2 separate regions of the Homo sapiens genome follow, and region 1 is linked to region 2. Evidence: read pairs that join two places in POLR2A ChIA-PET (ENCODE). Cell type or tissue: A673. All regions are shown on one strand. Each heading gives the region's core, and the rest is flanking DNA. Links, peaks and the distances in the headings are about the cores only. Region 1 has its middle 23 kb from the start of GPHB5. Region 2 has its middle 450 kb from the start of LINC00644.

Region 1 (10,612 bases), core at 2,212-7,211, 750 kb before region 2:
TATCTCTTTATGGATATTTAAGTCTTCACCAGAACTTTCCTTTGGATGAAAGGAACCTCAGAGTTAAATCTGTGCTTTACTACACAGCATAAGAGTGGGCGCCAACTGGGTCTATAGCAAGACACACCAGAAAGGGAGTTGGCCACCTACTCAGGGCATTGTTGTAGCAAAAGGATCCCTGGGCTGGGCGTCTTGCACCTACAATCTGCTCCTAGCTCTGTTCCTTGCTGGTTGTGTATTCTGGAGCAACTTGCATTGACTTTCTTGGTTAGTAATACAATAACATGCCTCTTCAAATCTCCTACCATTCCCTCTCATTCATCGCAAAATCGGTAGATATTTTTAATGAAAGTTCTTATAAATTCTGGATAATGTCGGGGCTCATGTCACATGAATACCAGAAGCCCTTTGAAGAAGACAATTAGAAAGAAGCAAGAAAGTTATGCTCAAAGTGTTACCTTTTCTGTGTTGGAAACCAAAGGCTTGCTTTGCTACATGTTGTATGCAGCCTCCAGCATTGAGGGCTGGGGGAAGGGGGCCAACATATACCGGTTTAGGTGTATCTAACGTTGAGAAAAGCAGCATTTTCAAGGCATGTGAAATATCCACCCTAAAATGTCTCAGTACAGTAAGTGAGGCCTCAACAGATAATTAAAAAGAAAGAGTCATGTAGGGATTTTAGGGAAGGAGTCACAATGTAACAATATGATTGAACCCCTTTCAGGAATGACATACTAGATGTCAGTCTGTGGTTTTGCAGCAGGTGAAATAGGATATTGCATCGTGGTTCAAAGGGTAGGCAAGACTTCAGATGCTTTTTGGTGAATGTCTCCTTGTCCTCTATTCTCTAGTAAATCACCCTAATGCAAGAGATGTACCCAGAGCAACTTGTTAGTCAAACTGTTTGTTTAACACTTTAGAGTGTCTGGCTGGTGACGTTTTCGGTAATTTACAGCCTTGCTCATTGTGCTGACAAAATATTTTCTCCTGCTCTGAATTGCTGCCTTTATTCACACTGCCTGAATATGAATTAAATGACCTTTAATTTCTGTGGAGGAATATTTTACTATGTAGATGCTTTGTATTTTGATATCAGTTTGGAAAAACTGCTCTCTGTGAAATGTATTTTGAATTATTATTGTTTCTATCTCCTTTTCCCTTTCAAGAAAGAGTTGTATTTATCTCTTTTTCTCAGAGCTCAGGCTTTCCCAGGAGGAAAGGTGCTGAGGCAGCTCCCAATCTAAGAGTGGTATTTAATTCAAAAAATATCCCAAGTCAAGGATTGTGTTCCAAGATCCCAGGATGCCAGTTACTCCATGAGAAAGAGTTCCCTAGGCTTGAGGAGTTCCTTTGGAGTCAGAGATTTTAGTGGTCATGGTTCATTGTCTATCCAGGATCCATTTTCTCTACTTCTCACTTCCACATACAATTTTGATTTTCTTCAGGCTTCCTCCCGCCCCTTCCTCATGCAATGACTTGAAGCTGCGGAGGCTGACACCAGCCTTCTCTACAGGTGGGTCCTGATTCATGTGAACCAGTCATGGAATTCCCTCCTGCTCGTCAGTGATTGGTTCAGAGGTGGGCACATGAACTAAAGGGGACCAATCAGACTGAAAGGAATGACTTGTCAGAGTTTTGCTCTTTCTCAGTGGACATGAAAGACAAAGTACCTTGCTCCAGTTGCTGCTGCAGCCATGTTGTGACCATGAGGGTGCCTCCATGTGAGGACAAAGCTGATATGCTAAAGAGGGAGGAACAGAGAAAATCTCAGGGAGAAAGAGACCAAGCTTTGCTCTCTCCTTGAGCCTATTCTACCTCTGAAATTTTGCTATGTAAAACAACAAATTTCCTAATTTTGAAACCTATATGAGTCAGGCTTTCTCTTGCTTCAACAACGTATTCAGCATATGTCCGCTATGTGCCAGGCACTGGCGTAGATACTAGGTATGCAGCAGGGAACAATATGGTCAGAGTGTTTACCTTCATGAAGCTGGCTTTATGGTAGCAGAGAAAACAACACACAGATAAACCTATACTATAGCGCCAGGGAATAAAGCAGGGTAAGGGGATGGGGAGTGTTGCCGGGGGTCCTGTGTGTGAGAGGCATGCTATTTGAGGCAATGTGGTAAAAGAAGTGAATAAAGTGAGAGAGTGAGCCATTAAAATATCTGAGGAAAGAACTTTCCTGGCAGGGGAAACAAATTCAGAAGTCCGAAGGCAGGAATGTGCTTGGTGCATTTTAGGAAAAACCAGGAGGCTGATAGAGCTGAGTCGGGTGGAGACTGGTGATAAGAGGGCGGCAGTGGTGGGAACATAAGAGTCCCTGGAGGCCAGGGTAGGGACTAGGAATTGTCTGTTTAACTACTGGAGAAAGTTGAGAATGGGTATTGTTTGTAGCACAAAGCATCTTAATGAGCACAGAGGTAAAGTAACTCGGGCTGAAGATAGAATCTGGGAAGACCACTCTCTAATAGCAGGGCCTGCTTTGAGCCTTTGAATGGTCATTGTGCCCATTTAGTCTCCAAGGGACTCATCAGACTAAGCATCTGTTGCTGAGTTTTTATAGTTTTGAATAATCAAAATTCAGTATAACTATACACATATATATATGTATGTATATACATATGATATTGAGAAAGTACCCATTTTTTCCTTTTGGACTAAGAAATTAAGTATTATTTTAAGTCAAAAATAAATGTTGCATCTATTTTATCATATGCTTTTGCAGCCTCTGTTGAGATGATATCATGTGTTTTTCCTCCTTGGGTCTATTAATATGGAGAATTATATGAACAGATTTCCTGTTACTGAATCATCCTTGCATTTCTGGAATAAGCCCAACTTGGTCATGGTATGTTATTTGTTTAATATGTTGCTGAATTCAACTTGCTGACATTTTCTTTAGCATTTTTACATAGGTACTTATAAGAGAAATAATATAGGTTTCTTTTCTGATGTTCTCTTAATTTATTTTTGTCGTTGCATTAGTGTCTTTGTAAAAAGAATTGGGATGTTTTCCTCTCTGGGATTGTTTAAATAGTGTCATGATTTTCTTTCCTTGAAGGTTTGAAATAATTAAGTTTTAATGGCAAACACAATCCACTCACCTTAAAAAATTAATTATAATTTATGACTTTCCAGTTATGTCCATAGGCTTGCATAATTGTTAAACAGGTGTAGCTCTAGCATTTATTATGTATAGTTCTGTATTCTGATTTTCCTCCTTAACCTAATGTCAAATGTTTTTCCACATGCTGTAGTCTTTATAATAATTTTAATGGATAGGTATTATTCCATTGTGTAGATGGAGCATACTTTAATATTTTCCTATCCTTGTGTGAGTAGGATGTTTTCTGTTGCTATTTTTATAAAATAATGCTGTAGTAAATATATTTTGCATATATTGTATTCTCATTTAAATTCTTTTCCTTTAAGATAAATTGCCAGGAATGGGAAGGTAGAAAACTTTCTATGACCTTTGACACATATGGGCAAAGTATTTTCCATAAGATTTGTGTCAATTTGCGTGGGTTGTAGAATTTGGGTACATTATTTGCATAACATCATTGTCAGTATTGGGTGTTATTTTAATATATTTTTCTGTTATTAGGTATAAAATGGCACCATAAACATCTTCTAGTCCCGTCTCAAGGGTGGGGAAAGGAAGAGGAGAACTTTCCTTTAAATGCTGCCCATCCCGTTGAGCCTAGGGAGTTGATTTTGTTACTCTCATTTCCCAGGTGTAGAAAGAGTTAGGCCTGAGCTCTGAATGGGTTCCCACTCCCAACTATTGGCTGCGTTGTACTAACTAAAGCTAACTCCCAGAACTCAGACGTTGTCACCTTTTGTTTTTGTTTTGCTCTTTAGTTAATGTTGATTGAGTTCTTATAATAGACTAAGCACAGTGCCTTAACTGTATTTGCTTCCAGTTTGTTACCAAGCAAGACACAATGGCTGGGAACATGAGATTCTATAGGCAAGAGCCTGCCCTTTTAAAGATGAAAGAGCTACCTTTTAAAGATAAAATGCTTTCCATCTTTACTTCCTCACTGACTCTCCTGATTTTGTGACTATGTACACAGATCACTGTCTTCTGAGTATTTAGGTAGCTGGCTTAGGGAGGGGAGAGAAATCTTGGCTCTTCAGCATTGCACTTGTGGTTCTTGCCTAGTTAATTCATAAAAAGCAAAACACGACTTGCCACCTTAGCAGAGAAGACAGTCTTATTTTTGTGAAATCAAAGTGCTTTGTAACCATGACGAATTTCCAATGTCAATAAACTGTCCCCAGGGAGAGGTTCTGATTGCAAAAGCCTCCCATAGAATAATCGAGCTCTCTTTTTCTCAAGCTGCGATGCTCACATTGGTGGCGTCTCCAGCCAGGAGGCTGATCTCACCCGCCTTGCCAGGGACTCGGAGAAGGATAATTGGAAAGCAGAAGTCAGTCAAGACTATTTCTATGGTTTTTAGTTTTAAAAGTGAACTGGGGACATTCAGAAATATAAAATACTCTTCATAGTGAGGCAAGGAAGCAAGTGGTAGAGTCTGGAAACCAGATTTGTGCTCTGAAGTGAGTAAAGTGAAAGAGGGGACAGAGAGGGGAAAGGAGTGGGTTCTTAGATAAAAGTTGGTTTTGAGTGACATGCTAAAAACTGGTAATTTTTTGAAACAGAAGCATGTCAGAGTTGCTATTTCTCTCCCTCTTGTATATGAATATACCATTGTTTAATAAATATTTATTGAACATGTAGACATTCTTAGTTGTGTATTTGATCCTGGGAATACTAAATCAAGATTCTGTCCCTAGCTTTAAGTTAATTGTGTTTAATGTGAAAAAAAAATTTCATGAACTTAAAAATGGTGATTGTTAGGTCAAGGCGCTGTGGGATCCCTGAGGAGATAAACACTTGGGTCTAAATTAGTAGGTACTAAGCTACAAGGCTCTGTATTCGACTTTTTGCCCCTTTTCTTTACTCCACATAATTCCTGGAAGATCTTGTTCATCCCAAACCATTTCTACCACCCCAGTGTGCAAACAAAACAGTTGTTTTCTTTCTTGCCCCAACCTCTTTTTGGAGTGCAGACCTACTTTTCTACCTGTGAGTAATCTCTGCTGTACTGTCCGGCAAATCTTTCAAAGTCAACAGAGTGCACTCACCTGCTCCCAAACCTCTTCCCCCAAACTCCCCTGCTGGTCAATAGTACAACCGTCTATCCCATCAGCAAAGCCAGACAAGCCACTGGAGATGTGTCCTCCTCCATCATCCTTTTGTAACTAGATCCTGTCAAGTGTCAACCTCCCAGATAGATTTTGATTGCTCTTTCTCCTTTTTTTTTTTTTTTTTTTTTTTGAGACAGGGTCTCGCTATGTTGCCCAGGCTGGAATGCAGTGGCATGGTCATGACTCACTACAGCCTCAAACTCCTGGGCTCAAGCAGTCCTCTCACCTCTGCCTCAGCTTCCCAAGTAGCTGGGACTACAGGCATGTGCCACCATACCTGACTAATTTTTGTATTTTTTGTAGAGATGGGGTCTCACTATGTTGCCCAGGCTGGTCTTGAACTCCTGGGCTCATGCAGTCCACCTGCCTCAGCCTCCCAAAGTGCTGGGATTATAGGCCTGAGTCGCGGTGTCTGGTCTCTCTCCTCTTTTATCCACAGTTCCATTGTCTTCTCAGGATTTCTCCCCTCATTAACTCAGTGGTCTCATGTCTGGTCACTGAGTCTGAATCTCACCTTCTGATTCCTATCACACACACACTTTAGTTTTCAGGATTGGAAGGATTTGTTTAAAACTCCTATCTGAAGGCCAGGTGCAGTGGCTCATGCCTGTAATCCCAGCACTTTGGGAGGCCGAGGCAGGTGGATCATGAGGTCAGGAGTTCAAGACCAGCCTGGCCAACATAGTGAAACCCAGTCTCTACTAAAAATACAAAAAATAAGCCAGGCATGGTGGCAGGCACCTGTAATCCTAGCTATTCGGGAGGCTGAGGCAGGAGAATCACTTGAACCCAGGAGGCAGAAGTTGCAGTGAGCCGAGATCACGCCATTGCACTCCAGCCTGGGCAACAGTGTGAGACTCTGTCTCTAAATAAATAAATAAATAAATAAATAAATAAAACTCCTATCTGATCATTTCACTCCTCTGAATAAGATCCTTAGTGTCTTCCCAGCAGAACCGGACCCTGCTCACCTTTGATGTGCCCTTCCTCTCCTATTACTTCTCCCTGTGGCCAAATGACTTTCAGTTCCTGAACTTTCTGAGTTATCCCTTAATTCTGAGCCTTTAAGTGTGTGCAGAATGCCCTTTTCTTTCTCTTGGCATATTTACTTCCCAGCTCTTCACATGCTCAGAGGACATTTCATCCCGGAAAGCTTTCTCTGCCCCCTCCAGGCTTGTTTAAGTGCCCTTCTAACCCGTAGCTCCCTACACAAATCTCTGTTATGGCATTTAAAATTGTTGTAATTGTTGGCTTATTTTTCAGCTGTTTCTTTAGACAAAGAGCTACTGAATGATAGGGACTTTTAGTATGTTTTACATCTCTATCCCAGAACCTGGAATGGTGCTCGACAGATGACTATAGGATGAATGTTGCTGAAAGAGGCAATTAAACCCTCATTCAATGAATATGGTCAAGAATCTAGGACCTAGCAAATTATATTCTAATAGATCTTATAGAAATGACAACAAAACTATTTTTGTGAACTTTCAAAATCATGGAGGGCAGCAGTAGTGCCAAGAGATCAATGAATGTTGCCCAAATTAAAAAAAAAATCAGAAGATGAGTTGTTGAAATTACAAAGGTAAGCCTGAAAGGTATATATTACTTAGGAAGGCAATATTCATTGGCAGTCAACATGAGCTCACCAAAACATCATGTCAAACTAAAAAAAAAAAAAAAAAAAAAGAGACAGAGTTTTGCCCTGTCACCCAGACTGGAGTGCAGTGGTGTGATCACAGTTCACTGTGGCCTCAACCTCCCAGGCACAAGTGATCCTCCCATCACAGCCTTCCTAGTAGGCTGGGACCACAGGCATGCACTACCTAATGTTTTAATCTTTTGTAGAGATAAGGTCTCACTATGTTGCTTAGGCTGGTCTTAAACCCCTGGGCTGAAGTGATGCTCCCACCTTGGCCTCCCAAAGGGCTGGGATTACAAGTATTAGCCACTGTGCTGGAACAAAAAAAATTTTTTGAGAGGTTTATGAAGCCATTAGATAAGGATATAGTGCCTCTTGATTTCAGAAAAATGTGTAAAATACCTTATATCTTTTTTTGGCACAATGGAGGAGAGGGCCAACGTACATGGGGTCACTACTGATACTCCAGGGGCTCTGTCTGTGGCCCTGATATGGTTTGGATTTGTGTCCCCACCCAAATCTCATGTCGAATTGTAATCCCCTATGTTGGAAGTTGGACCTGGTGGGAGGTAATCGGATCATGGGGGTGGATTTTCCCACAGGTGCTATTCTTTTTTTTTGAAACAGAGTTTCACTCGTCACCCAGGCTGGAGTGCAATGGCGCCATCTCGGTTCACCACAACCTCCGCCTCCCAGATTCAAGCAATTATCCAGCCTCAGCCTCCCAAGTAGCTGGGATTACAGGCATGCGCCACCGTGCCCAGCTAATTTTGTATTTTTAGTAGACATGAGGTTTCTCCATGTTGGTCAGGTTGATCTCGAACTCCCGACCTCAGGTGATCTGCCCACCTTGGCCTCCCAAAGTGCTGGGATTACAGGTGTGAGCCACCGTGTCCGGCCCCCAGGTGCTATTCTTGTGATAGAGTTCTCATGATATCTGGTTGTTTAAAAGTGTGAGACACTTCCCTCCTCTCTCTCTTCCTCTTGCTCCAGCCATGTAAGATGTGCCTGCTTCCCCTTCACCTTCTACCATGATTGTAAGTTTCCTAAGTCCTCCCCAGCCATGCTTCCTGTACAGCCTGTGGAACCATGAGCCAATTAAACCTCTTTTCTTTATGAATTACCCGGACTTAGGTATTTCTTTATATCAGTATGAGAACAGACAAATTCAGGCCAGATCTATTGTGACCAGCCCTTTCCCTTTTCCCCTTGAAATTCTTCAGGAAGGGGGGCCATTGGCAAGTTTTGTTTTTTTTTTTTTTTTTTTTTAATTGGATGAAGGAGAAAATATTCTGCTTGGGGTTCAAAAAAGGTGTTATATATGTGCACATTTACTTTGTTTCCTTTTTCTCTCCTTGACCTTCTGAGGACATGATAAGGGCCTAGGTGAGACCTTTGGGTACAATAAAGGAAAAGATTATAAAAACTTATTTATTTACTTATTTTTAAATTTTTTATTTCCATAGGTTATAGGGGACCAGGTGGTATTTGGTTACATAAGTTCTTTAGCGGTGATGTGTGAGATTTTGGTGCACCCATCACCCAAGCGTATACACTGCACCCAATTTGTAGTCTTTTATCCCTCACCCCCTTCCCATCCTTTCTCCCTAAGTTCCTAAAGTCCATTGCATCATTCTTATGCCCTTGCATCCTCATAGCTTAGCTCCCACTTATGAGTGAGAATATATGATGTTTGGTTTTCCATTCCTGAGTTACTTCACTTAGAAGAATAGTCTCCAATCTCATCCTGGTTGCTAGGAATGCCATTAATTCATTCCTTTTTATGGCTGAGTAGTAGTCCATCTTATATATATACCACAGTTTATCCACTTGTTGACTGATGTGCATTTGGGTTTGTTTCACATTTTTGCAATTGCGAATTGTACTGCTATAAATATGTGTGTGCAAGCATCTTTTTTGCATAATGACTTCTTTTCCTCTGGGTAGATACCCAGTAGTGGGATTGCTGGATCCAATGGTAGTTCTACTTTTAGTTCTTTAAGGAATCTCCACACTGTTTTCCATAATGATTGTATTAGTTTACATTCCCACCAGCAGTGTAAAAGTGTTCCCTGTTCACTGCATCCATGCCAGCATCTGTTATTTTTTGATTTTTTGATTATGGCCATTCTTGCAGGAGTAAGGTGGTATCGCATTGTGGTTTTGATTTGCATTTCCCTGATCATTAGTGATGTTGAGCATTTTTTCATATGTTTGTTGGCCATTTGTATGTCTTCTTTTGAGAATTGCTTATTCCTGTCCTTAGCCCACTTTTTGATGGGATTGTTTGTTTTTCTCTTGCTAATTGGTTTGAGTTCATTATAGATTCTGAAGATTAGTCCTTTGTCAGATGTGTAGATTGTGAAGATTTTCTCCTACTCTGTGGGTTGTATGTTTACTCTGCTGACTGTTCCTTTTGCCATGCAAAAGCTCTTTAGTTTAAATAAGTCCCAGCTATTAATCTTTGTTTTTACTGCATTTGCTTTTAGCCTCTTGGTCATGAAATCTTTGCCTAAGCCAATATCTAGAAGGGGGTTTCTGATGTTATCTTCCAGAATTTTTATAGTTTCAGGTCTTAGGTTTAGTTCCTATATCTACCTTGTGTTGATTTTTGTATAAGGTGAGAGATGAGGATCTGGTTTCATTCTCCTACATGTGGCTTGCCAGTTATGCCAGCACCATTTGTTGAATAGGGTGTCCTTTCCCCACTTTATGTTTTTGTTTGCTTTGTCAAAGATCAGTTGGTGCTGTAAGTATTTGGGTTTATTTCTGGGTTCTCTATTCTATTCCATTGGTGTATATACCTATTTTTGTACCAGTACCATGCTGTTTTGGTGACTATGGCCTTATAGTATAGTTTGAAATCAGGTAATATGATGCCTCCAGATTTGTTCTTTTTGCTTAGTCTTCCTTCAGCTATGTGGGCTCTTTTTTGGTTCCATATGAATTTTAGGATTGTTTTGCTAGTTCTGTGAAGAATGGTGGTGGCATTTTGATGGGAATTGCATTGAATTTGTAGATTGCTTTTGGCAGTATGGTGATTTTCATGATATTTATTCTACCCATCCATGAACATGGGATGTGTTTCCATTTGTTTGTGTCATCTATGATTTCTTTCAGCAGTGTTTTGTAGTTTTCCTTGTAGAGGTCTTTCATCTTTCACCTCCTTGGTTAGGTATATTCCTAAGTTTTTTTTTGTTGTTTGTTTTTTGTTTTTTGTTTTTTTTGCAGCTATTGTAAAAGAGATTGAGTTCTGATTTGATTCTCAGCTTGGTTGCTGTTGGTGTATAGGAGAGCTACCGATTTGTGTACGTTAATTTTGCATCTGGAAACTTTGCTGAATTCTCTTATCAGTTCTAGGAGCTTTTTGGAGAAGTCTTTAGGGTTTTCTAGATATACAATCATATCAGCAAATAGCAACAGCTTGACTTCCTCTTTACCGATTTGGATGCCCTTTATTTCTTTATTTTGTCTGACTGCCCTGGCTAGGAATTCCAGTGCTGTGTTGAAGAGAAGTGGTGAGAGTAGGTATCCTTGTCTTGTTCCAGTTCTCAGAGGGAATGCTTTCAATTTTTCTCTATTCAGTATTATGTTGGCTGTGGGTTTGTCATAGATTGCTTTCATTACATTGAGGTATGTCCCTTGTATGCTGATTATGCTGAGAGTTTTAATCATAAAGGGATGCTGGATTTTGTTGAATACTTTTTCCGCATCTATTGAGATAATCATGTGATTTTTGTTTTAATTATGTTT
Region 2 (10,612 bases), core at 1,969-6,968:
TTTGCTAAGGATAATGGTCTCCAGCTCCATCCATGTTCCTGCAAAGGACATGATCTCACTCTTTTTTATGGCTGCATAGTATTCCATGGTGTATATGTACCATATTTTCTTTATCCAGTCTTTCATGAATGAGCATTTAGGTTGATTCCATATCTTCGCTATTGTGAACAGTACTACAGTGAACATCTGCATGTATATCATCTCACTTTCTCCTGGCCTGTAAGATTTTTGCTGAGAAATCAGCTAGAATATTGGAATACCTTATACATTATTTACTTATTTTCTCCAGCTATTTTCAAGATCTTCTCTTTGATTTTTGACGGTTTGATTATAAGTCTTGGGTTACTTTGGATTGAATATGATTGAAGATCTTTAACCTTTCTTTACCTGGATATTTACATATTTCTCCAGGTTTAGGAAGTTTTCTGCTAACATTTTCTTAAGCTTTCTGCTTTTTTCTTTCTCTCTTTTCAAAGTCCTATAGAACTGTTCTTCCCACTCCATTCAATTCAATTTTTCTTACTTTGCTACAACCAGATTCTGTGATCTTTCACCTGATTTCCTTAGTTCTTGTGAAGGTATTTTTCTGCATGGATAGTTGTTCAAATTGATTTTTTTGTGTTTAGGGGGATGACCCCTAGAGAGTCCTTTTCCACCATCTTGTTTCACCACTCTCCTATATCTAGGTTTTGTATATATTTACTTATGTTACTTTATATTAGGTAGATGTTAAAACACCGAAATCTGAATTTTTATTAGAGTGGCCAATTAGATCTAAATTAATACTCAGTTTTACCCTTTCTTGCACATGGAATTCTGAAGTAGGAAAAAACAGCTACAATTAAAGTTGATCTAGTATTAACAATATTCTAATGGCATAAATTTAGAACTATATGAGGAAAACACAGTTTTTCCCTTGATTATTTCTTGGTAAAATCAAGTAATGTCAATCAATGTTTATCTAAATTCTGATCCTCTTGTAAGTACAAACCTTCAGTTTCACCCTAAGAGTCAAAATGTCAAAAATAGACAATCAGTCATAATGAGGCACAGCACATAGTGCTATTGTGAATTTTAGGGATGATTGGGACACAGTTTCTCCTTATAATAGATATATTACTTACATTAAAAAAAAAAGAGGGAAGGTTAAGATTGGCATCATGTCAGATGCAATGCCGAAACTGAAATATAAGAAGAACACACGTATCAGAGAGCGATTTGTGGTGATGGGGTGGGCAGATGTTTGAGAACCAAACAAACTGTAAGAAACAAAGCAAGCCAGAAAATTGACTCAAGTAACCAACATCAACATAAGTTACTCGCATAAGGCACTTATGCTGGTTCAAGGTAAATGCTTTTATCCCTCGTACTTAGAACTGCACTGTCCAAGATGGTAGCCACTAGCCTCATGTGACTATCTAAATTAAATGACACATTAGAAATCCACTTCCTCAACTGTAGTAACTACATTTTAAGTGGTCAATTACTGCATGCAGCTAGTAGCCTCTTATTGGTTAGTAGAGATATAGAGCATTTTAATCATTATAGAAAGTTCTATTACATATCACTGGCCTAGAAATATTAACTGATGCCATCATCAAACCTAATCTAGCATTTTCAGATTAAAGAAAAAAGCTCTGCTAGAGTAGTTCGTCTTCTTGTCAACAATCATAAAACTAAACAAAATATATGAAGCAACTGTATTCAGGCACTGCACAGCAGGCAGTAGAAGAGTGCAATCTTTGAGAGCTGGAAAACGGAAGGTAAGCTCCATTACCGGACCAGCTATCTTCCTGGAAATAATATTCTGACCACAGCACAGTGAGCCAGGGTCCAAGTAGAGCATGGCAGTCATGCTAAGCTGAGAAGTCAGCTGTTAAGAGTTCATGACAATAATAATAATAAAAAAAAGATTTAAAAGACATTAATCAATCACAAAGTATGAACCTAAATTAGAGCTTGTTTCAAACAACATAAAAAAATTATGTCATTTAATCAGCAATTAGAAATTTGTGGCGGCTAAATATTTGAATACTTATGATATGAAATATTTTTACTAAATGTTTACGTACAACAATAATATTGTGCTTTTGTTTGAAAAAAAATACTTATCTTCTAGAAACATATACTCAAATACTTAAGGATTTTGCTTACAAATGATAGTAGGAGAGGTATAGTGGTGGAATGTAGATGGCAATATGGATGGGATGTGGGAAGGGCAAAATTGTACATGGGTTAATGGTTATTGGGGATGCACATTGTGGATATATTTTAGTATTATAGTATTGTGAGTATGTCTGGATTCATTTTATTATCTTGTCTAATTTTGTTTTGTTTGAAACTCTTTGTCATAGAAACTTTAAAATTAAAAGTGAATAATAAAGTCAAAAAAAAAGAGTTCATGACAGCTTGAGTTATTAGAATATATGGAAAGAGACATATATAGTAGCGGCTTTAAACTCTTCAATTATTATACTAGATGAGTTATTTATGGGTCTTTTCTTGACTTTTCTTTTTACAAATGTATTCAAAGAATTAAGGAGACATATACTCTTCATAAATGAACAGAGGGAATATCAGCAGATTAAAAGCATAAAAAGAAAAATTCTAGAACTGACAAGCAGACTTGGAAGTTAAATTGAACTAGAATAACTAAAACAATTTTTCAAAGAAGAGCAAAGTTGATTTCAATACTTTATATAAGACTATGATAATTAATACAGTGTGTTATTGGTGTAAGGGTAGACTTTAGAATCAACAAAACAGTAGCTTTTCCAGAAATAGAGCCACATACACAAGGTCAATGTGTTCTTGAAGATATGCCCAAACATATTAATCAATAGATAATGCATATATTTTCAACAAATATTGTAAACCGGCGACCTATAGTAAGAGAAGAAAAATCTCAACACTTCTTCAAACTGAACAAACATTAATCTGAAATGGATTATAGACTTAAATACAAAAAATAAGACTGTAAGAATTCTTGAAAAAATAAAGGAAAATTGCTGTGCATGAAAAAATACCATAAAAGAAAAAAAACACTATAAATTGTACTTGATCAGGTTAAAGCCTTCTTTTCAAAAGGCACCAAAAGGCACCATTAAGAAAATGAAAAGGCAAGCTACAAAGTAGGAGAAAATATTCACAATAGTCATATTTTTAGGAAAGGACTACTTTCTAGAACATATAAAAACTTCTGTAATACAATAATTAGAACATCAGCCCAAATTTTTTAAAGTGCCTGAAATTTTAAAATGGTTCTCCAAGAAAGATATATAAATGGTTGTTCAGCACAGGAAAAGATGTTCAATATAATTAGTCATCGGCAAAATACAAATTAAGACCACAATGAGAGACCTATGCAGACCCACTAAAATGTTTTTTTTTTTTTTTAATTTACAGTATCAAATAGTGTTAGGGCCGTGGAACAACCACAACTTTCATATTGCTGGTGGGAGTGAAAAAGGTACAGATACTCTGGAAAACAGCTGGGCAGTTTCTAATAGTTACACATAAACATATCCCATGACCCAGCAGTTTCGCTCTTGATAGTTATCTAAGTGAAATAAAAGCATCCCCCCACCACGCCCCACAAAACTACTTGTACACAAATAGCAATTTTATTTATAATAGCTGAAGAGTGGAATCAACTCAAATATCCATCAACACGTGAATGGATTTGTTGGTTTATGTCCTATTGGAAGTGGATGCCAAAACAGAGTATTGCAAGAGTGTATTAGGGGAAACACCTGTAAAAGATGAAAAGGCAAGAGAGCTGGAATAAGATAGAAAATCTTTAAGAACATGATGTGGGCCTCACATCTGTGAAAAGCTGAACCCTAGAATACAAGCTGTGTTCAGTCATCACCCGGTGCCACCCAGAAAAAGGATGACTCATCTCAAATACTGAACAGCTTGTAAAGAATTGCAACTTGAGGCTGTCAGTTCCCTACACTCCTCACATTTGCTTGTTTCCTGAAGGTAGACTTGAGGAGCACACCTCCATGGCTGCCACAATGGATCAACAAACTGATCTATTCATAACATAGATGATTACTATTCAGCTATAAAATTTACTTATTGCAATATCATGAATATACACTGGAAAACGTAGAAACACAAAAGAATGATATTCCTGCTAGTTATAAAATCTTCAAATAACTACATATAAGTGTTACATATACATGTTAGTGAATTTCTCTCGTGTATGTTATACATAATATAACAAAATGTAATTATTATACATAATACGTATGCATTATTTTGCTTGTCCATTTTCATATTACATTAGAACCATTTTTCCACATTCATAAAATTTAAAGTCTACGTTATTTATGCAACAATATGTACCTAATATGTTTCAAAATTCAGGAAGATACTATCTACTATAAAAGTGTTTAGAAATAAGCAAGGCAATATTATGGGGTATTTAGGATCCCCCCACATTTTTTGATTTTATAGATGAAGTTGTAATGAACTTTATGCTTAAGTCTTCCTATTTCTGATAGTTTCCATAGGATGGGTCTAGCAGTATAATTCCAGACATAAACACTTTTAGGCCTTTTGATGTATGTATTTTTAAATTGCTTTTTAGGAGTATTGTACCAGAATAGCTAAGTCTGCATTATCATATATTCCCCAACTTAGAGGAATCACAATATTTTAAACATCTTTGCTAATTTGTTAAGCTTAAGAGTATTAGGTATAGAAATCTTAATTCTTTGAATTTCTTTTATTTTTAGTAAAATGGAATGTTTCAAATGTTCATTGGCTATATTTCCTTTTGTATGGATTATTTGCTTCAACTTTTTGCCTATTAGACTATTTTGCTCTCTTGGGGTCTTACAGTCTTACTGCTTTTCTGATTAATTTTGTTTTTTATATATTTTATTGCCATGTTTTATCATATGCTGCATTGTAGGACATTGTTTAAAGCTATAATTCATGTAATTCAATACCCTTTGGGCATGAAAACAAACATCCATTTATTTTTTGACTTATTAGTTAGTCATTACTTAGGATTGCTGTTTTTATGATTTACCCACAATTTTATCTGAATGCCTTTACTTGCCATTATTTCACATCTTTTAGGGATTTTTATTATACAGATATCTAAATTTATGGATACCACTTGAATCTCAGTGCCACCTCAAATTTTATTTACTTAAAAATATACTAAATTACTCTTTCAACATTTTTCTCTCTCTAAAGACATGCTTTCCCTATTATCCTATATTCAATCAATTTATGTAATGTTTCCCAAAACTGTTCTGTTCTCTCTTGTCCTTCTACATTAATTCAGGCCCCCATTACTTCTAATCAGAATCCTATCATAATATTCCTACTTCCAATCTATTCTTTTTCATGCTGTTCTATTTCTTTCTTTCTGGATTTATCTTCCTAATGCACCCCTTAAATTATTACAGAAGGAGGTCCAAAGTCTCTTTCACTAAGTATTCTTTGAGACTAGGTAGTGCAGCTTCGGAAGCCAGATGACAATATATGTTATATAAGCAGGAAATAGCCATTGTTTCCATTTCTCCAAGGCATTTGGCATTCTGAATGCTGTAGGGAATGTCTTATGATTTGGTCAATTCAAAGATTTTTGAAGCCTTTGGAAGAACTAGCAGACAACACTCCAGTCAATAAGGTAATTGAGTACCTCACTGAGAGTACTGGTGGCAGTGAGACGCTGTACTCAAGTGGCTTGTTAAGTAGTAGACATTTAGTATCCCTCCTTTGCCATTACCTGCCAGGCCCCTCCTTCAGTGGAATTGTCTTCCATTTATTGTCAGACTATGATCTAAAGTCACAGAAGCCTGAAATTATTGGTCTTGTTATGGTAATTAAAATAAAGCATTGAAGATGGTCTGAGTGTTTAGAAATGAACACACAAATAAAAATATTAAGGAAAAACCAGCTTCATCTAAGAAGCAGAATAAATGCAAATATGCATAGATTTGTTTAACATATAAAATTATTGGTGAGGCACAATAGAAATGGAATATCTAATCTCTATAATGTAATGAAATAAAAATTGAAAGAGCCAGAGGTATAGGTCAAATATGACCTTAGGATGGAGAATACTGTAGAACCATATTAAGTGAGATTTCGATAAGGGATTGGGGGAGAGTAGAGGAGAAACTTAGGAAAAGGGAACTTATGATCTAAATTTAATTTGCAAATCCAAATCTGTATGTCTTGAAGTTTTGGAGTACTAACCTGTCATTTCTCAAGTGGACTCTAGTTAGGCAGCTATAGACATAAATCACAAAGCTGCTGTATCTACACTGCCTCATCTAGTTTATTACTCAGCATTGTTACATGAAAAACAGTGGATATGAAAATGAGGAATGCCCATTTTCTTGGTATACTGGGTCAGAATTTAATTTGAGTACTTGAGAACAATGCTGCTTAGAGTATGGTATGTGGATTGATGAATACAACCAACCCTGTTACAGATCTGCAAAAAGATAAATACTATACTTGAGAGTAAGCATTTGCATATTTTTATAGTAATTAGACATTATTGTGACAGCCAAGAGAATGGCTGGTGGATGTCTCCTTCTGAACAGGATCTATACCAGTTCAGTTGTTGAATTCATGGTATGGTTTTCATATGGTACAAACTGCATACTACTATGTCTTGTAAGACAATGTTCTGAGATGTGATGTTTTAAGGTTAGTCTGTCATCTCGCATTCAAAAGGTACACGAATATGAAAAAAAGTAAACATTTTGATAACTTAATATTTCATTACCATTTTGATTTTTGAATAATCAGATATTTTTCCACATTTATTGTTTGCAACTAGTAACTAAGGAAGGAAGTTTTGAATTATTTATTTTGAACAATTTGTACATGGCAAAGCAAACTTCACTGGAATCTCTGTCAAGCAAAGATATCCCTTTCTGCATGTAGCAATAGTAATAAGGCAAGGAGTAAAAATGGAAGTGATTCTGAAGACATAGACAAAAAGATTTCATACATTTAATTCCATTTTGTAAATACATTTGAAATGAGAAAACTACAATGTATTATTTGCGAGATTGACTGGCTAATAAAGCAATGAAATCACCAAAACCTAGGTGGAATTTTTATACAAAGCATTATAAAATAAATTCAAACAAAATAACTTGAAAGAGTAGGTAGTGAATTATAAAGTCAACAGATGTTTAGTGTTTTATATGTGAATATTAATAATCTAAAAGGCATTATTTCAATGAATAGTTTTTATGATTCTTTTTGTTTTTAATGTATGATCTGATTTTTTATAATGATTCTGTTTATTGAATCTAATAAAATAGATATTATATATTTTATACTGATTTCTATTGTATATTATTGGTATTAGTCTATGATTGTCATGAATAACAAATAATATCCTTTGATAATTTAAGAAGCTCTTCTCCAAGCAGCCTGTGTTTTAGCTTGGTGTTTCTCAGACTTTAATATGCCTAAGAATCATCTGGTGAATCTCGTTAAAATCACATTCTGACTCAGTGGATTTATAAAGCCTGAGTTTCTGCATTTCTAAAGCGTTGCCAGATGATGCTAACACTGCTGATCCACATAACACATTTTAAGTATCAAGCCATTATATTTCTATTATTTACTATCTCCCTTTGCTAATATGGAAGAATTTCAGTGTCTCCAGAAAAGAGGAGAACAGGAAACCAACAGATGATGAAAGTTTTGAATGTGGATATCTTTAATCTAATTTCACATAGAAATATTATCAGGAGATTTCCGGAATAGGGTCAAGATTCTGCATAAGCCCAAAAGGAAATGCTCTTATGTTCTTCCTTTAGGTAATCAGGAGTATGTTCTGTCCAGCTATGTTAACACTTTGACCTGTGAATCAGACTAAAGGGCTGGCTCCTCTTGACTTAGTGAAGGAGTCTCAGTATTCCTGGTGACTGCTGGCTAGCTGCTTCCGTCTGTAAATATCTTCCTCTAGAGTGAAACTGTGCATAAAACAACAAGAGGCAGATCCAAAGCCTGAATGACAGCTTTCCCTGATGGTCACTGATTATAATATGTGATATCGACACACACAGAATAAATGGTACAGGGAGCTTACAGATTCCAGTAACAGCAATGTGGCATGGTCAGACTAAACCTCTAGCACATACAACAAAAACTAAGATACCAGATATAAAATCTAGGATATATATGTAAAATCACCAAACTATATGAATGTGCTAGCTAGTGGTTAAAATCTGGCAGAAACTGTAGGGGATTCTTCATTTGAAAAACAGGAAAGACAAGACCTTAGTTATATGTGTAAATTTAAAGCATTTTTGTCTGGTGCATTCCCTAAAGTCCCCATGGCTCAGGGCATCAGAAAACTGAAAATAATGTATCTTTTATTTGGTATATAATCATTTAGGATTCTTATGTCTTCTTGATGGATTGACATGCCTACTGACTTTTTGTCAGTAGAAGATAGATTTGAGACTGGCAAAGCAGATAAAAATTAAGGGGCAGAGAATCTTGGAAGAGATCATATAGGTAGGAGCTCCAAAATCCGCATGTAAAAGTCACCAAAATTCTTGGCTAATTGTTAAACTATGCGATTGCAGGAAGAAATAGCAAGGTCTGCTGCAAACTCAGAAACTTGAAGCTGAAGAGGTTGAGCAGAGATTCTATTTGCTTTATTGGAATCACTGTCATAGATATAAACAGGGAAGCCTGAATTTGAAGTTTGAATCCAGCCAAGTTAATTGCTTAGTAAAATGAGAATTATTCTTCAGAGGAAGGCAAAATTCAGAGTCTCCACCATGTATCCTCCATCAATGTACCCACCATGATTTTCAGTGTCCAAAAAGGGAGTTAAACATCCCAATCTTACACTTACGGGATTTTCAGAGACTATGGGACAAAACCTTGTCACTCATGCAACACTTTGCATATAATTTTATAGATAGGTTAAAAGCATTGAGAAAAACCCATATTAAATACTAATCAAAAGAAAACTTCAGTTTTTATTAATATCAGACTAGTCTTCAGAGCAAAGATAATTATTAGGAAAAAACATGTCAATCCATCAAGAAGACATAACAATCCTAAATGATTATATACCAAATAAAAGATCTTCATAATACATGAAGTACAGATGTGTAAAAAAAAATGGATGGAACTAACAGTAGAAGTCACAAATGCATGATTATAAGTGAAGACTTGAATTACCTCTCAGTAATCTATGGAACTAATACAAAATTAGCAAGGATGTATAATAACTAATAACACCATCTACCAATTGGATTAAATAGATATTTAGAAAATACCCCACACAACTTCAGCAGAATGCATACTCTTTAAAACTGCATGCAAAGCATTCATCAAGGTATATCTTGAGTCATAAAACTAACCTAAAAATGTAAAAGCATAGAAATTATGCAAGTATGTTTTTCTGTGATAGAATTAAATAGGCATTAGCACCAAAAAGATAACCAGAAAATCTCTTTACTTTTAATTTAAACAAAGTTTTTCCACATAGTCTATGGGCAAAAGAAGACCTGTCAGTGAATTGTGATTTGTATTGAATTCAATAAAAATGAAAATTCAACATAAAAATCTATAAAGTGCTGCTAAATCAGTGCTGAGAGGAAAACTCATAGCACTAAATGTTATATTAGGAAGGTAAGTTTCAAATCAAAAATTTGATGCAGGGTTTGGTATATGTTTTCTACAAAGGGCCACATAGCAATTTTTTTGTGTGCTTTTTTAGCCATATAAAGTCTTATTCCATACTCTTTGTATTTTGTTTAACAATTTTTAAAATAAAAAGAAATTAGCCTACAAGCCATATGAAAATATTTAAGCTTTCCCCTCAAGACTCAAGGTAAAATGCAAAGTAAATTCAAAGCAAGCAGCAGGAAGGGAATAAATGTAAGACCAGAGATCATGAAGTGAAAAACAGAAAAACATTAGAATCAGTCAAACCAAAGCTGGTTCTTTCAAAAAATTAATAAAATTAATAAACTTCTTAGAAAACTGACAAGAAAAGGAGACCAGATACAAATTTCTACTATCAGAAAAGAAATAAGAGGTATAACTACACTTTCCATAGAGAGTTGATGGATAAATACTAAGAAATATTCTACACACATAAATCTGAAACTTCAATAAATTAGACCAATTCCTTGGCTGGGCATGGTGGCTCATGCTTGTAATCCCAGCTTTTTGGGAGGCTGAGGTGGGTGGATCACCTGAGGTCGGGAGTTCAAGGCTAGTCTAGCCAACATGGTGAAAACCCGTCTCTAGTAAAAATACAACAATTAGCTGGGTGTGGTGGCGTGCACCTGTAGTCCCAGCTACTCAGGAGGCTGAGGCAGGAGAATCACCTGAACCTGGGAGGCAGAGATTGCAGTGAACTGAAATCATGCCACTGCACTCCAGCCTCGGCCACAGAGCGAGACTCTGTCTCAAAAAAAAAAAAAAAAAAAAGAAAGAAAAAAAAAGTTAGACCAATTCCTTGATAACTGCAAACTTCCAAAACTAAGTAGATGATCTGTGTAATCCTATAGCTATTTAAATTAGGGCAAAAGAAGTCAGAAGTCAATTAGAAGTCAAAATCCTTTCACAAAAGAAACCACCAGGCCTA

What was found. Peaks named below come from ENCODE experiments on the same cell type or tissue, not always from the same donor. Only the 100,000 strongest peaks of a DNase experiment are listed, where the experiment ranks them.
Region 1: POLR2A ChIA-PET joins it to region 2 with 5 read pairs; 1 of 35 experiments calls an interaction of 5 or more read pairs at or near these places.

The regions. Positions count from the first base shown.
Region 1 is chr14:63,336,274-63,346,885 of GRCh38, reverse strand. No RefSeq gene overlaps it. Among named protein-coding and RNA genes, the nearest start is that of GPHB5, 23 kb to the right of the region's middle. In A673, for the core only: no CTCF peak of the experiment used is centred there; DNase peaks (open chromatin) are centred at 2,815 and 4,325.
Region 2 is chr14:62,586,369-62,596,980 of GRCh38, reverse strand. No RefSeq gene overlaps it. Among named protein-coding and RNA genes, the nearest start is that of LINC00644, 450 kb to the right of the region's middle. In A673, for the core only: no CTCF peak of the experiment used is centred there; a DNase peak (open chromatin) is centred at 3,890; H3K27ac peaks cover 5,000 bases.